Linked DNA regions of Homo sapiens: region 2 is linked to region 1. A link is an interaction called in ENCODE POLR2A ChIA-PET data of the cell type or tissue named here. Cell type or tissue: PC-9. All regions are shown on one strand.

The links. ChIA-PET counts read pairs that join two places held together with the same protein. Peaks named below come from ENCODE experiments on the same cell type or tissue, not always from the same donor. Only the 100,000 strongest peaks of a DNase experiment are listed, where the experiment ranks them.
Region 2: POLR2A ChIA-PET joins it to region 1 with 5 read pairs; 2 of 35 experiments call an interaction of 5 or more read pairs at or near these places.

Annotation. Positions count from the first base shown.
Region 1 is chr12:9,637,770-9,640,269 of GRCh38, reverse strand. It overlaps the pseudogene LOC374443. Among named protein-coding and RNA genes, the nearest start is that of CLEC2D, 31 kb to the left of the region's middle. In PC-9, no CTCF peak of the experiment used is centred here; a DNase peak (open chromatin) is centred at 1,549; H3K27ac peaks cover 1,238 bases.
Region 2 is chr12:9,889,488-9,891,987 of GRCh38, reverse strand. The region is part of intron 3 of KLRF2 (killer cell lectin like receptor F2); the gene reads right to left. It also overlaps a transcript of CLEC2A not described here. Among named protein-coding and RNA genes, the nearest start is that of KLRF2, 9.2 kb to the right of the region's middle. In PC-9, no CTCF peak of the experiment used is centred here; no DNase peak of the experiment used is centred here.

The DNA.
Region 1 (2,500 bases):
GCATTCAAATAAAAGCACAGCAAGGTATCCTTAAGGCACTAATCTGCTCGTCAGCAAAATTTGTATGAAAGGGCTGTACAAGGTTTTTTCTTTAAAAAAATTTCTTAGTTGTTATTTCAGCAAAATAAATAACTTATGGTAATCCGGAATTCTATTTCATAACAGCAAGTATTTTAAGCCTCTAATATATTTAATAGGCTTTCCAAAATCAAACTTCAGTTTCAAAATTGTCTTTTCTGACACCTGGCTTTTCAGATACTTCAGAGGGCCCCTGGAGTGTTCAGAAAAGAAAGGTAAACAGGATTATGTGACACGTTTAGGTACATGGGATTGCCAAAATGGTATTCAGTCTTCTTTAGGTCATATTTTGGTGAATAATACTAATATGTGTTCCAAAATTGTATGGAATTTCTAAAATTCTAATGTCTAAAGAATATCCTATCAATCATAATTAAAGTTGTTAAGTTATTGTAAACTACAGAGATAACAAAACTTTGTCAATTGTGTTTCTAACTGTAACTACCCTGGACATATTGTTATTCACAGACAATTGTTGTTTTAATCTTTTTCAAAAGATGGTTTATAATAAGCTAGAGAACTTTTACAAGTGCTCTCAGATACAGGTTTCTCATACCTTTGGGGATTGTGACATTGGAATAAAGGAAAAATGTACAGAACTCATGAAGAGCTAAAATGTTCATAAATATCAAGCAAAATAAGGGTTAACTGGGTGAACTCAAAAAAATGAAGCAATCTTTCTCAATTTTGCTTGGATATTGCTGATCCTTGTTTTGTTTTTTAGAGTCAAGAAAACATATTTTGAACTATTTATAGCCTTTAATCATTGAGTAGAGTATACTCCTGTGAACAAAATTTGGAGTATATTTGCTTCTCTCTGCCTGGTTCCTGTAGAATTTGGAAATTATCTGTGAGTATTCTTAACTTACAGCAATATACTTGTTTGCATCAGTGCAGTAAAAATCCATTTTCTTTTGCAACAGGATGCAATTGGAGTAACTGGTTGTTTTACCAAGGCTTTGACTGGAAGGGTATGCTTCTCTTTAAGGAGTCAAGCTCAACTTGCAGAGCCAATAAAAGTCCCTTGGGGAAGGCCGGGCGTGGTGGCTCACACCTGTAATCCCAGCACTCTGGGAGGCCAAGGCGGGCGGATCACCTGAGGTTGGGAGTTTGAGACCAGCCTGACAAACATGGAGAAACCCCATCTCCACTAAAAATACAAAATTGGCCATGTATGGTGACACATGCCTGTAGTCCCAGCTACTCGGGAGACTGAGGCAAGAGAATTGCTTGAAGCCGGGAGGCAGCGGTTGCGGTGAGCCAAGATTGTGCCATTGCACTCCAGCCTGGACAACAAGAGTGAGACTCTCTCAAAAAAAAAAAAAAAAAAAAAAAAAAAAAAAAGTCCCTTGAGGAAACTGGTCTCAGAGCCTTGTCTATGCAGTTCCTGTACAGGGTTCATGACCTGTGATCAGTAAAGAATGTCACTTTCTAACAGGCCCAGGAGCTCCAAGTTTATCTTGGAACCTTAAGACAAGAGGATTACCCAACTCACAGGTATTTGAGGATACAAATACATGTCTGGGCGTGGCTTTAAAAGATCTTATTTGAGATTACTTGTGGAACAGCATTCCATCAAAGCCAATCAAAAGGCCTATGTAGAAATAATTATTTTTGCTGCACTTTATGCAAATAATCAGGCCAAGTATAAGACTAAATTCAATTTTGCAAACAACTGAGTCCTATCATGATTTGTGTTTTTAACAAAAATGAGGACTGGAGAGAGAGAAATTATGTTTCAAAATTTATCATACATTTGTCTTAAAATTCTAAACTCATTAGTTGTTTTTCAGTTTTTGCCTACATTTTCAGACTAACCCTGCTTGTTCCTGTGAACCAACCAGTGATCTCTGTGTGCAGCTCAGAAAGAACAAACAGGATGGGTAATGTAGAAATCTGGATCAATATTCTAGTTCTGAGCAATTATCCTGCAAATCCTACCAGGTGATGGGAATAAATAGGTTGCCCATCACTCAGAGGGTTTTTCTGGGGGGGAGGTGGGGGAAAGTAAGACCAAGGGAGCTAACCAAAGCCAAGCAACATGCACCCAAATCCTAGGAAGCATAACTATAGCCACCAGTTATCTAGGCATGTCACTGGACATCCTTTTCTCTCCCTTGTTGGAAGAGGACTCAATTCCACAGCTTCACTTTAGCATTTGGTTTATGATAAGGAGTCCATGCAACCCACTCCAAGATGCATTTTTGTCCCAAACTTAATTCCAAGTTTTGAGTCAAAGGCCTAGGAAAGAAAACTGGATCTGAGGGATCCAGAGGCAGATGATAACGGAAGTCAAAAGACATAGTGCAGGTGAGTGTGGCTGATTCCTGCCAATTAAGCCAAGCTTCCAGTTTCATGGATAAAGGCTACGCTAGTATCCATGGCATAAATGAGGTCTAGGGAATCCAAAGGCTACTGACAG
Region 2 (2,500 bases), 250 kb before region 1:
ATTTTGTATATAATAAATGCTTATTGTTGAATGTTGAATGGCTGGATTAAATATTTTTAAGTTAAAACATGTCATATTTTCATTAATATTTTAGTCTGTCAACTATGACCCTAAAATTTTATTTAAAAATTACTTTTAGAAATTAAACTATATGTCCAGCTAAGATTAAAAAAGTAACCTGAGCAAGTATAATTTGAAGAAGGTTATTATGACCTAAATTTAGATTCATGAAACTTCATATATATTCTTAACTCATTAATACATGCTGTATCCGGGCAAGAGTGGCCAATGCTGAAAAATTGTAATTTAAAAAAAATTGAAAAGATTCAGGATAACTAAATTGTAATTTCAGTTGTACAAATACATAGTTGTTTGCTAAAAGGTATAAAATGACCTCTCATATACCTCCCAAGTTATGATTTGAGAGGGGATATTTATTAACTATTACTAGTGAGAATGTGCCACTTGGATGAAATAATTTTATTATGTAGATATTGACAGACTGGTCAATGAAGTACCACTGGAGTGCTGCCAGACACAATGGAAATACTCCAAATGATGAGTGTAGCATTGTAAAACACCAGAAGATGCAAGATGTGGACACTTACTGTCCAAAAGAGTTATTGTAGGTAACTCAGATTTAAGTCCCATCTTCTAAAAGAAGAAGAAATACAGGATGAAAATTGAGAAAAACATTTATTGAGCAACTCTTTATATCAACTGCTCTATTAGATGCTTTAGATAATAATAACAACATACACATATAGCCATTGTCGTGGGCCAGGCAGGTTTCTAAGCACCTTATATACACTTAGTTTCTAAAATATCTTTGTAGAGTTAAATGACACCAGGAAGATATGAAAAGGAAAATTCAGAATATGAGAAATTGTGCCCAACCATGACCTACCTTTTGACAAATAAAGGGCAAAAAAAAAAAAAATTAAAAGGAGGGGACAAGTGTCTATAAATTAAGACTCAAGAGGCATATTAACCAAATGCAATTAAAGTCTTTGATTATAATTCTAAGAAATCAAATGAAAAGAAAAAAAGACATTTTAATGCTGACTATTAGAGGATATTAAGAAGTTTTTGCTAGCTTTGTTAGGAATTGCGGTAGACAGAATTCCAAAATGACCCCATAGGTCCAGCCTCTGGTGCACATGACCTGTGTAATTTCTTCATAACTATGGGTAAGACCTGTGAATATGACGAAATATCACTTGCATGATTAGGTTATGTTAGACAGCAAGATGACGGGATTTTGAAAACAAAAGAAGAGTCCCCATCTGTTGATTTTGAGTTAATCTAAAGAAAGATTATCCCAAGTAGGTCTGGCTTAATCAGATGTAAGTCCATGAAAGAGGGTTGAGGCCTTTCCTGAAGAGAGAGATAACTCCTGTTGCCTTTAAAGAATTCAGCTTCCATGTTTCGGGAGGGTGTACAAGAGTGACACGTGGTAAATGCATGCAGAGGCCTCCCGAAGCTTAGAGGAGTCATAGCTGAAAGCCAGAAGGAAAGCAGTAACCTGTACCCTACAACCACAAATAATTGTGCCAACACCGTAAGAGAGAGCTTGGAAGAGGAACCTCAGCTCTCGAAAGATGGGTGGTCTGGCCAACATCTACACTGCATTGCCTGTGAGACCCTGAGCAGAGGACTTAATTAAACGTGCCCTGACTCCCAACTCGTGGGAACTGTGAGGTAACAAGTATATGTTGTAAAACTGCCAACTGTGTGGTAATTTGTTATATATCAATCAAAAACAAATGCAGGAGTTATAGTGAGATTGTGATTGTGTTAAGCAAAACGAGCCTTTAGCTATAAGATTCACATATTGAAGTATTTAAATATTCAATGGTATAATATCTAGTCACTACTTTAATATAATCTAGTTTGAGGGAGTGATGATGGTGGAGATACAGATGGAAAATATTGATTATGTATTGATAATTATTGGTGCTGTTTTAAAGGTACAAGAAGATTTATTATACAATTCTCTCTACTTTCATGTATATTTATGTAATAAAAATTTAAGTATATAATAAAAAATAAAATCCTATTGAGTAGGTGTCATTATCACCCCCAATTTACAGATGAAGAAATTGAGGTACATAGGGATTATTTAACTTTATATATTGATATAGCATATAAATATCAGAACTGAAACTCTAACTCTGTTAGCTTAGTTCTATAGCCTATGTTCTTATCCACTGCACTATACTGCCTCCACACTGTATTACCGTATTGGAGTTCTCCATAGCCACAACCAATGGCATTTACATATATGTATATATGTGTGTATATATGTATATATATACATATATATACACACACACACACATATATATACACATATAGAGAGAGATTTAAGGTATTGTCTCATATAATTGTGGGGGCAGGCAAGTCCAAAACGCACAGAATAGGCCAACAGGATGAAAACCCAGGAAAAATTAATATTATATCTTCAGTCTGAAGGAAGTCTGGAGGTCAAAATTCCTCT